Linked DNA regions of Mus musculus: regions 1 and 2 are each linked to region 3. Evidence: chromatin contacts called from ENCODE Hi-C or POLR2A ChIA-PET data. All regions are on one chromosome and are shown on one strand. The core of a region is the stretch at or near the end of the contact, and the rest is flanking DNA. Distances in the headings are between cores, read along the strand shown. Region 1 overlaps Gm36660 (a long non-coding RNA gene). Region 2 has its middle 16 kb from the start of Gm36834. Region 3 overlaps Gm36660 (a long non-coding RNA gene).

Region 1 (3,766 bases), core at 210-2,709, 39 kb after region 3:
TTTGATGCCCTTTTTTCTCTTGCTACTTCCCTCCACACTGAGTACTGGACACACTGATCGGTGGGATACCACCATCATAGCCTTTGTCCCTACTATTCCTTGCACCCAGAATATACTCATCTATCTGCTAAGTTCCTGACCAGTTTCCAAGTTAGAAATAAATTGCCCGAAGCTTTCCCCAGACCCTCACGGAGAGGTTAGTTGTGGTTATACACACTGACAGCCTTTTCATGGGAGATGGGGTTTTCATCTTGTTTTACTGTAGTTCATTACCGGCTCTCTGGTCTCAATCCCCTGACATACAGAAGGTGCTTAGTAAGGTCTTCTGCCAGCACATGGCTCTGTGTGACTACATAAATGAATATTCGGGTGGCGAGGTGAGAGAAGGAAACACAGATGCAACCCTTAAGGGGAAACTACACCATGCTTCTCCAGCTCTGACCCCTCGATTATGCCTAAGATGTTCCTCAAGGATGCTGTATCATCTCCTTGGCCCCTCTCAAGGACTGCTTCATTGACTGCTTGCACGTTCCGCAGGGACTTAATGATGGAGAAAGCTTAAGGACCAGGTCTGTGTTAAATCATGGTAAGAACGTCTTCACATTTATGGTGGAGATCAGAATCTCTCAAGATACTTCATGGAGGTGGGCTCTGGGGTGAGATGTTGGGAGAAGGACCTCAAGGATCAGGAAGTCATAGCAAGGAGTGAATTGAGGTGGGGTAGGATGATGGCAGAGGTTGTGGAGTGAGTGGATTTGGGGTGGAAATGCTTTATGAGGGTGTGAGAAAGCTGGTGTTCGGAAACTGATTCGGGTCTATGGTAGCTAAATATTGTCAGGGGCTTTGCAGTTAGAAGGAAATAAAGCAGGAAAGGCCCAGTATATGGTAGTTAACAGACTTGGGAGGGGCAGGAAGCAGCCACAGAGTTTAGGATTTGACTAGTTCCATCACACAGGGCCTGTAGCAGCTGGGAGGATCCGACGGTGCTCCCTCCCACTTCCTAAAGGCAAACCCCACGGGAACAGGGGTGATCTGGGCCCTGGCTTCTGAGCAGCCTTTTTCCCACCTTTCTTGTGGGCAGTTTATACACCAATGGCCCAGCGCACCCCAGGAGGGGTGAATGGGGATCCATTTGTTTTTCCAGAGTTTGACCTCTCAGTAAAACTCTTACCCCAAAAAGTGTGGGTTTAAGTGAAAGCGTAAATCAGCCCCTTTGAAATGCAGAAGCAGCTTGGGGAAGCCCCCTTTGATATGCAACTTGGAACCCGGGCACTTAAAACCTGGGTTAATTCTCTCACTTTATTGGAGGCAGAGAAAGGGAAGAGGAGGAAACCCAGGACCGCTCATTAAGTCTGGGGACTTGAAAAGCTTGGGGCAGGAGCCTGCGGCTGCAAAGACATCAGGAAAGCATAGCGGCCCTGGGAAAAGCGGCCCAGTCCCCAGGCACTCTAATCCTGGTTCCCACCCAGACTGATGAGACCCGAGGGTGGAGAAGAGAGGAGGGGGCAGGCAGCAAGGGGAGGGGCTCCGGAGGGTGGGCGCGCGCGGGGGTGGGGTGGGGTGGGGTGGGGGGTGTTACTACGGAAACGGGGAGGGCGCGGGATAGGAGAAAGCCAAGGGCTAAGTTGGCAATTTCCTGAAAAGAACTGAGAATGCCAGAGTGTGGGTCTCATTCACTGGGCAGCGTGTGCTTTCGTAGGTCCGGGGGCTGTGGCCCCTTGTGGGATCCAGGGCTGTGTGGTTTGCCTGTTACCTCCTGGCAGGGTCTGGGACCTTCATTAGAAACATCTGTGGCTTGCTGACCCCTGTCACAGGGCGGGTGGGGGAGGGGCTCCATAAGATTTTCAGACAGGGGTGCGGTCCTGAAGTTGCAAGGCTGTCCCCTACCGGGACTCCCAGAAGGGAGGAGAGGCCGGGGCTCTCCAAGACATATGATGCTGGTTTGGAGAGTGCTCATCCTGGATTTTCCAAGGTGTTTGCCACTGTCATCCCTGCTAGCTCAAATCTTAGGTATCTCAGGCTCGCTCTCCTGGGGCACTGCAGCTGCAGAAACTTTATTGGGGAGTGCTTAAAGTTCCCTAGTGGGCTGGCAGCTAGTCCTGAAGCCCACCCCCTCCCCCCAAGGCTGACCCAGGCACAGACTGTGCTGCTAAATGCCAATCTGATTGCCCCGCTCTTCCCATCTGCTGACTCCAGTTTGGTGGATGGGAGAGGTGAGAATGTAAAAGCTTGATCCTCCAGAGTGTTATTTCTGTCTGGGCTGAGGGAGAGGGTAGCTGATGCGTTCCTGCCAGCCCCTGATCTCCTCGTGACCTCTGGGCTCTGGATTCTGGAGAGCACATTAGTCCTGCACACGTACACACTACAGGCAGGGTCAGCATAGGATTAGCAGCAGCTGAGCCCTACGCCTCTCAGCATATGTCCCTGGTCCTCTCTCCTCATGAACTCAGGAACCCACTTCCATTTGAAGAACTTTACCTCCGTCTGGGGCCCCACCTGGATCACCCAGTTTCTTTCTTGTGTCATCAAATGGCTATAACCTTATTCCTCAATGGATTTCAGACCAGGACCCAAACAATGTAAACCACAGGCGTAACCAGCTTCAACCTCCTTTATCATAGGAGATGGAAGGAGGACAGGGGGACCATAATTGAACCCAGCTGTCTTTGGAGCTACTGCCCAGGTCTCAGGGTAATCACCTCTGTTTCTCTTCACTCAGATCCTGCCTTGAGTGGCCAAGAGGATGCAGCTCCCTCACCTGCTTCATTATAAACCAGCACAGGAATCTCAGGAGGCTCCTGGAGGCCAGCACACGAGCAACAGAAGCTGAATAGCCACTGGCGCAGAGCTATAGATGCCCAAGGACTCTTTTCTGCTATGGCCACAGAAGTGGGCTCTGAAAACAGGAAACCGGGCTCCTGAGTGTTGACTTGGAGATAGAGCAGAGGGGAGATGAAGACACCGGAGGCCAACTAGAAACAGCCATTGGGAAGCCTCAGAGGGAAAGGGATGGTGGTGGGGAAGATGGGCAGGGTGTGAAGTCCAGAGAAAGGAAAAGGCAGAGAAAAGGCAGCCCCTTGGTGGTGGGGTCTGTAGCAACCAATCCTGGGTCATAGCGAGGGAAGGCCAAATCCAAGATGTCTGAGGTGCTTCTGGGAAAAGATGTATGGTGATAGTATATGTCTATGTAAGAATAGAATCCTGTCTGTACAGGCATGTGCACACACACACACACACACACACACACACACACACACACACACACAGCCCTGTATCAGCAATCATTGCATTCCAGTCACCCAAATCCAGCCCACTTTGCAAAATGCGTTCTCATGACTTGCCTGCACATTCTTCTCCACTGAACCCTGCTCATTTCTATATGCTTCCTGCAGCTGAGACTCTTTCTTCCCCGCTCTCTTTTAAAGCAACTGTACAAACACCTGCATTTTATTAATGCTGCCTGGAGCCGGGGCTGGGCTGGGCCCCCTCTGCTCTCACCCCCACACCATGCTCAGTGAAGCAAAACGCAAGGGTTAACCCTGTGTGGCTGGGTTTCTGTCCCCGAGAAGTGAATCCCCAAGAGTTCAGAAAAAAACGTCAAAACTATGAAAGAGTGAGAGTCCACAGAAGTTATTTAGGCTTTCTGTTAGCCCAGGAACCCCATTTCCCTTGTCTTAGCTTTTGGCCTATTTCTCTGATCATTGTGCCCCGTGTCTCTTGACAGAAGACAGGGACATCATCCTTTCTTGAAATTCAGGCATCCTCT
Region 2 (4,046 bases), core at 1,348-3,847, 60 kb after region 3:
ATCAGGTGAACCTGGATTCTCTAGAACTTCTTGTCTAAGATGTGTTCATCTACCAATAAGGACTGTCCAGTGCCAATCCTAGCCCTGTGTCCCTGCGGGTCTCAGAAGACAGAATAGCTTCTGTCTCTGCCTAGAATTGTGAAAATTTCTGAAGAAGGTTTTGACGTAACGGCAAATGCCGTTTTTGAGGCAATAGAATCTTTCCACTCATTACAAACCACCCTTCTACAAAGCAGATTTTTAAATCCTTCCCTAGTATGAGTAAGGACTGAGAAACAACAGATGATTTCTGCTTTCATCCAAATTACATGGAAAGTTCCAGGGGCTCCAGGAGGGAAGGACAGGGAGGAGAACAAAAACAGAACATCGGGGTCTCAGGATGTCCAGCTCCAGTCCCAGCCTCTGGGACTCACCACTTCTGACATGTCATCGAGCCTATAAATACCGTTCTCATCACCTGCAGCTGCAAAGCTAACGTCGCTTAGCTTGCCTGGATCTGCATTTATGGTCTTGCTTGATTGCAGAGCACACAGTTCACCCAGCCACCTCCCTCCTTGGGTCTCTGTGGGATTCTAGGGCTATCAGGGGATTGCCTAGAATGGAAAACCCATTAAACTACTGCCCCCAAGAAGGAACTGCCCGGTCCCAGGCTCACAGCTTCATTTAACTTTTCCATAGTTCCTCATGACTCTGTATCCATTTGTTCCCTCAAAATCCATTTTGGATAATCAGTCAACTACGTAAGCACTGTCCAAGGTCTGACAGTGTTCAGAGCACTGTGGAGATGTCCCTGGGGCATACAAAAATACTTTAAGACAGGGTTGGAGATACAGAGACTCATTAGAAAGGCAAGGCCCTGTGCATCTGCATCAGAGGACAGATAGGGGTAGCCACTGATGTGGAAACAAAGTGTAGGGAGGAAGTAGCCAGGATGTGAGGCGGAGGGAAGAGGCAATGTATCTCCAGGCCTCTGGAAGGTTTGTTAGGGAGCGGGATGAGATGCCAGAGAGGACAGAGTTGGAAACTGGAAGATGGGTGACAGCAACAAAGTAGGCAGGGATAGTAGTCCCCCAGGTGTGTAAGCCTGTGAATGTGAATTCAGGTGGGCAGAAGAGAGGAGTAGCACACAGACTGGAGAGGTGAGACAACCATGCTATGGGAAGCTTTACATTTTTAAGGTCCTGTGTACAATCTCCTGCCCTTCCTTCCTTTTGCAAGAACTAGTTGTTTTATGTTTGTCATTGCATCTTTGCCCCATGTGCTGTTTTCTAGAATAAGACTGTGTTATGAGCATCTGACATTTGCTTCGGGAATCTTCCTTTTGTCTCCCTCCCTCCTCACAATGGCTCACCAAGTGTGGAAGTCTCCAAGGGTCCTTTGCCATCTCAGCGTGGGTGACTTGCCAGGTACCATGGGTGCCTCGTAGACAAGACAAGCTGGCTTTCTCTTGGCAGGGAGTTTCATTTTGCCAATGGAACCAGACTTGGAAGAAACCAGATCGAGTGTCTGAACTATGTCCCCATAGACTGCCATCTTGGGAGGGCCAGGGGCAGACGCCAGGAGCTGGCCAGCGTCAGGGTACAATCTGGTAGCCACAGAAGAGCTCTCATCCTTGGAGAGTCTGAGTGCGTACTGACACCTGTTTGGCTTGGCTGGTCCTGGCTGGTCGCGTTTCCAACAGAGATGAGCAGGAGATGGATGAGTGGCTGAGAGCCGGCAGTGGTGGGAAAGAAAAAAAAAATCAGTTCAGGGGTAGACATCCACGAGGCAAACCCTAGTTAGACTGGTTCGCTGGACGACGTGAACCAAGCTTTCTCGTAATCATTTGAAGCACGCCGATGGAAGACAAGGGTGGGATGAAACTTCACGGAGCTGTTTATTTTTTGCATAAAAGGAAGATTAAAAAGAGCAAATGGCTAGAAGGGCAATGGACAGGGTTTAGTGGATAAGAAGAAAATCCATTGCTGGGAATTATGTGGGCCTGGAGGTTTGTGGTCCGGGGGTTGGTGTATGTGGGGGAGCTATGGTAGTAGTTCTTGGGCCCTTTCTCTGTCTGGGCTCTTGGCTTACTGCTGCGAACATGGCTTCTGGAGACCAAGAGGCTTTGTGGCAGAGGTACGCCATAAAGACTTACTCCCACCAAGGTAGCTGCAGCAGGGGGGCTTGCCACGCCTCCCCGCCTGCCTTACAACCATGACTTTTTTACTCAGAGACTGTCCATCTGTCCAGCCACTCCGCCAAGCCCAGAAGCCCCATGCTGGCTTCCTTTGGAAGAGCCCCAGCTCCCAGGGTGACCTCGGTAACAGCCGGGTACACGGACGACTTCAATCCCAAACTTCCCGTTACCAGGAAGAGCTTGGCCCAGGCTGTGAAAGTTACAATAACACAGTGGCTGTTTCTGAGCAGGAGCCTTCTGTGAAGTCATCGGGATAGTTCTCTCAGCAGCGTGTCTAATTTTCCCTGGCTGCCTTTCTGGGAGCCGGGCACCCAACCCAATTTAGTCCCTCCACTTTGGCTCATTCCTAGACTTCCATGCCATAAATCTGAGCCCCCCTCAGTGCCTGATCCCACCAGCAGGCAGACAATTCAGAATTAGCCATCGTCATGGTTGTCTAAACTGACAGGCAGGGAAACTGAGGCACAGCAGGCTACAGGGCCCTGTCCCACCTCCCACAGTGACCCAGCAGCACGGGTTGCCAGCAAGGCCCAGGATTCTGGCTGGAACTTTAACTATGGAACTCTTATGGAGGGCTAGGGGCCATGTGAATGGTTTCAAAGCTTTTACTGGGCCTCATTTGGCTCCAGATCCCAGAACTGTGTGCAATTGGATTTTGATGGGAATGCTGTGGAGTAGGAAGTGTGTTTGTGTGTGTGTGTGTGTGTGTGTGTGTGTGTGTGTGTGTGTGTGTGTGTGTGTGAGAGAGAGAGAGAGAGAGAGAGAGAGAGAGAGAGAGAGAGAGAGAGAGAGAGTGGTGGGCTTGATGGTGCTGTTTGGAATCCTTTTATGCTTTCTTGCCTGGAACTTGACAAGCCTCAGAGTAGAGGAAAAAACCAGAAAACTCAAAAGCAATGGGGGTGAGAGAAGAATCCTCCCAAAGCCAGGGTGCAGGCTGTGGGCAAATGCCTTTCTTTCTTCACCCAGAACCCCTGCCCTCAGGCACAGTAGGCTAGCTGGCTGGGCTGGTTTGGCCAGTCCAAGCCAAGGTTGGACTTTTGATTGCAAACACTCTCTCTTGCAGCCCCAGGCCTCCTGGGCGTGGCCTAGTGCTCTGGAGAGGGGGTGTGGGGGAAGCAAGTGGGGCCTTTGGGTTTCAGACAATTTCTAGGAGTCTCAGGGGACCTACATATTTCCTATGTAAAGTCCAGTCTGTTTGAAATTAGACTTCTCTTTTTTTGCTTATTTCCGGAGAGATTAAAAATAGAGACTCAGGCTTAATCTGGGAGCCTCTGAGATCAACAGGGCCCTGTTTCCATGAGTATGAAAATACCAAGCAGTCTCACCCATGATCGCAGGTCATGCATAGCAGGCCGGGTGTGTGTGTGTGTGTGAAGGAGTTTTAAGTTGTGCTCATTCTCAACAGCTAAGATTCTGTTTCTAGACCACAGCAAGGACACCTTCTTTCTAATTTCAACTAGAATAGAAGAGATCAGCACTGTTGAGGGCCCCAAACCCTTGTTGTGCTTCAGGTTTCTTGATGAGCTCAAGTTGCAGGTCCTGCCCGTCCACACAACCATTCAGTTCATAGTATGTATGGGGGGCAAGGGGTGGGCATCCTCTCTCTTCTGAGGATGCTTTTCAGGTTTCCTAGCTGTTGGCTGATGATAGCAGGTCAAACCCTCTGATGGTGCTTGCTCAGGAAAAAAGTAGATAAAGAAATAGAGAAATCTAGGTTGGACATCCTGGCATAGGCCAATAATCATAGTATTCAGAGGATGAAGGTCAGAAGATAGGTAGTTGGAGGCTAGCCTGGGATACATAGTGAATTGAGGCTACCCTAATTGCATAGTAAGTCCCTGTCTCAAACCAAACAAACAGATGGATGGAT
Region 3 (3,718 bases), core at 722-3,221:
CCATAGGGTTATTATGAAGTGAAATATAAATGAACACACACGAAATCCAGAGAGCAGCCTTCCTGCGCTGTGGCCCCATCAGTGCTAGCTATTATTATTCTGGTGGGTCGGTTAGCTTTCTTCCATGCTATTCAACTTGAAAAGGATCTGGCACTAGTCAAAGCCTTTGCTCTGAACATGGCACATTTAGGCTCCACCCTAGCCCTGGCCAGTCTCTCAACAGTCAGCTCTTTCTTTAGAGCTAAAAGAAATTATGGAGATGATCCAATGCGGAGTCAACACTTGTGTGTGTTTGTGTGGGGATAGGTTTTTTGTTTTGTTTTGTTTTTTTGTTTTTTGTTTATTTTAGTTATGATATGCAGCAGCATGCCCACCTCTGAGATGATCTATCTCAGAGCTGTGAGTAAAATCTACTCCCCATAGACTTTTTCAGTGTCTGTTCTGGCCACTGAAGCTCTTAACGGGAGTGTGGATGGAGGGTCAGGAGCCAGGGCTCCATCTGCTTGATCGCACGCATGGAGAGAGTATGAAATGTTGGGACTAGGGGCTACAGCCCAGTTCAAGTGTTCTGAGTGTCGGGTTGATTTCACCTTCCTCTCAATGCTTTTGTTGAGAAATTCCTCTGGTTTAGATGTGAACCCTAAAAGGCTCATGTACACTTCTGTGCTTTGTGTTGCTTCATTTTTTTTGCACAATAGTTTCCTGGGGGAAAAATGCAGCCTTGCCACAACAGAGAAAGGCTAGACTGCTGCAGGACAGGGTGGGGGTGGGGCTGTGGGTCAACAGGATCGGGTACTAGAGGGTGAACCGGAGATGTGGCTGCTGAGAGCAGGAGGAACCCAACAGGCCTGGGCTTCCCTGCTGTGTGCACCAATCTGTATTCTCCTAGGGCCAGGGTGAACCTCTGAGTTCTGTGTTAGACCCCAGCTGTCTTCATATCTGGATCAGAACTCTCCTTCCCGGAGAGGGGAGGAGGTGTTTCCCAGCACGGAGACAATCTTTGCACTATTGTCTCAGTGTGAGAGTAAGTTCTTTTCTCAAATGTTCTTGATCAATGGCCATGGTTGGCTGGCTTGGCTGCATACGTGGAAGCATTGATGGTTGCTTAGAAATGTATTCTACTCCTATAGGGGTCAGAATAATGTTTCAGTACCTTAAGGATCTGTACATAGAATTCGCCCCATCTTAAGATACATAGCAGAACTTTTGGTTTGTGAGAAAACCTTTGTATTGATTGCTACTGATGTGCAATGAAGTAAAATTCCTAAACAAAAAACTGGTTTTTAGAGGTTAAGCATTGACATGGGGTTGCTAGATATTTCTCACTTACCAATCTAGTATTTTGAAACAGGATGCCTTGGTCTCCCCAGTTTCTATTTTTATTCCAGAGTTGTTGTTTTTTTTGTGTGTGTGCAGATCTTGGAAGAAACAGCAGGGGGAGAAAAGCAGGTGTTGGCTTAGGGCCTTGAGCTGGGAAGATGGAGACCTTTGCAGCTTTCCACCCCCCACACCCACCCAACGTCTTCCGAGTTTGAGAAAAATGGCTCTCAGCAGCTTGAGCAGCCCTGGTTTTCTGTAGCCCCTTGCTCCTAGCTCCTGCTTGCTGGTTTCAGTGAAGATGTGCAGAGGTGGGAGTGTTCTCCCTGTAGGCCACACTGCTGCTCTTTCCCAATTAGTTCCCCCAGGGAACAAAGCCTTATTTCTTTCCTCTCTTAGTTCCCAGGCACTGTCTGGGGGTTGGGGTAAAACAGCCCCTTGGCAGCTCAGGGGTTAAAGAGAAAACACAGCAAGAGGGGGAAACAAGCCAGACAGCTGCAGCGGCTCCTCAGAGCCCACTCTAGGCTAAACAGAGGCCCCAGCAACTCCTTGGAGACTTGAACCCTGGGCGATGGAATTTTCCCTTGCGTGGAGGCTATTGTCCTCTGGAAAGGGCCAGGGCCAGAGAAGGGCCTGGGGAGCATGGATTCCCCCCGAAGTGGCAGCCAAGGAACTCCTGAGAGCCCAAGGGCTCTGTCTCACCCAGCTGGGCTTGGGTGAAAAAGCAACTGGGGTGCAATCCACCCCTCCTCCTTTGAAAAAAAGGGGGGCATTGTGAGGGGGTGTGTGTGCTCCAAAGGTCTGGGCACCAGTTGTTGCCCTACCCCTCAGCCCCAACCAGCCAGTCACTGGAACAGAATGAAAGGCTTGGTTCCCTTGGCAACCAAAGGGTCTATGGTTTTTCACAGAGTACAAGATGGGCTTGGGGGAAAGACAGGGAGGTGGAATTAGGGGTGGGGAATGGAGGAGGGGGCAGACAGGGAGGGGCAGCCTGTTTACTATAGATGTTTGAGTTTAACTCTCAAGGGACGCTTTTGTAGGTTCTGGCCTGGGAAATATAGGATACCCGGAGTGTGGTGAATGCTCTCAATGGCGGCTTAGTTCTGAGGCACCAAAAAGGTCCGTAACAGGAATGTGTGTGTGTGTGTGTGTGTGTGTGTGTGTGTGTGTGTGTGTGTGTGCACGTGCACAGGCCTCTTGTGGACCTCAGGAGCAGCATAGAGGAATCTCACCTTCAGAGGTAACTAAGCAGGCCCCTGTTGCAGTCGGAGCCCCTGAAGGTGCTGAGGGAAACTCAAGCGCATCAAGAGCTATTTGTGAGGCTGAGATTAGAACAGCAGGCGCCTGTCTCCTGGCCTGATCTCACTCGACCAGACAAAGCTATTTTTAATATCAGGCAGAAGAGTTGTTGAAATGTGGACAAAGAGCAGAACCTGGCTAACTTTGTCTCAAGCACCAGGCTTTGTGAGAGGGGCTTAAAAGCTGTCCACATGGTGGACACAAGCATGGAGGCTCAGTGAAAAGAAAAGATAAGGCCAGGAGACTTGGTCCCAGGACTTTGGGATGTGAGGTCCCAGCACGTCCATAGAAGTGAGAGGGAGGTACTGGGACTCTTGGTGTGATCCTCTCTGGGACCCTAACCTGTGGGGCTTTGACCTGGCACTGACAGACAAACCTTCTATAATGTCTCTGAAAGTGTAGTGTGACATCTTCCAAAGGAGACTGAGGGTGCATAATAAAGAGCATGCATGAGTGGTGTAAGTCAGCACACTATTTAGGAGTTTTAAAAATATGTACACATGCGTGCGCACGCGCGCACACACACACACACACACACACACACACACACACACACACACCAGGGGCTGGGGATGTAGCTCAGTAGGTGGAGTGCTTACCTAGCATGCAGGAAACCATGGGTTTGTTCTCTACCACCACACACACTGGGCTTGAATGGCACAAGCCTGTAATCCCAGTATTGTGGTGGTAGGAACATCACAGTTGGGCTATCCTTGACTCAGGGCCAGCCTGGGCTATATGAGAACTTGTCTTAAAAAGAAAATAAAAATCAAAGCCAAAAATCAACCTTCCTATTTTAGACAGACAGGTCTTAGAGACAATATATGGGACTCATGGCTGTTTCTGGAAGCTTCTGCTTCTATCAGAGGCCCTGAAAGTGGAGGTTGGGTGTGGGAGGTCACTGTGTTTTTCCTGAGAGGTGGCTGGGGCCATCACTCTGAAGTACTTCCTGTCACTCACCAGGTCAGGGTGGGTACCATCTGAAAGACACAATTTGAGGAAACCTAGAGGGTGGATTCTAAGATGAGGAAACACCTGGGTGGCAGGGTCCTGATAAGGAAGCAGTCCTGAGAGGCCACCGCAGCTGCTGTGTGTGTGTGTG

The links. A loop is a pair of places that touch in the nucleus more often than their neighbours do. ChIA-PET counts read pairs that join two places held with the same protein, here RNA polymerase II (POLR2A).
Region 1: a map of heart shows a loop between it and region 3 (1.8-fold over the local background). The contact joins two enhancer-like sites. A Hi-C loop is called at or near these places in 2 of 37 maps with a recorded cell type or tissue (both heart). POLR2A ChIA-PET finds 5 or more read pairs at or near these places in 2 of 5 experiments (both embryonic stem cell).
Region 2: a map of v-Abl transformed pro-B cells shows a loop between it and region 3 (2.5-fold over the local background). The contact joins two enhancer-like sites. A Hi-C loop is called at or near these places in 3 of 37 maps with a recorded cell type or tissue (CH12.LX, heart and v-Abl transformed pro-B cells). POLR2A ChIA-PET finds 5 or more read pairs at or near these places in 2 of 5 experiments (both embryonic stem cell).

What each region holds. Positions count from the first base shown.
Region 1 is chr12:80,020,908-80,024,673 of GRCm38, reverse strand. Gm36660 (a long non-coding RNA gene) reads left to right here. Exons shown (of 4, transcript XR_872852.1): 4 at 2,720-3,766. The region is part of intron 1 of Gm36834 (a long non-coding RNA gene); the gene reads right to left. Among named protein-coding and RNA genes, the nearest start is that of Gm36834, 3.2 kb to the right of the region's middle. Within about 2 kb of position 1,459, at least 2 of the 3 ENCODE cell types and tissues checked have a DNase peak (open chromatin) inside an H3K27ac peak, as active enhancers do; they include heart, where a contact is called at or near this core.
Region 2 is chr12:80,001,244-80,005,289 of GRCm38, reverse strand. No RefSeq gene overlaps it. Among named protein-coding and RNA genes, the nearest start is that of Gm36834, 16 kb to the left of the region's middle. Within about 2 kb of position 2,597, at least 2 of the 3 ENCODE cell types and tissues checked have a DNase peak (open chromatin) inside an H3K27ac peak, as active enhancers do; they include heart, where a contact is called at or near this core.
Region 3 is chr12:80,060,962-80,064,679 of GRCm38, reverse strand. The region is part of intron 3 of Gm36660 (a long non-coding RNA gene); the gene reads left to right. Among named protein-coding and RNA genes, the nearest start is that of Gm36660, 23 kb to the left of the region's middle. RefSeq lists an enhancer at 1-3,718. Within about 2 kb of position 1,971, at least 3 of the 3 ENCODE cell types and tissues checked have a DNase peak (open chromatin) inside an H3K27ac peak, as active enhancers do; they include heart, where a contact is called at or near this core.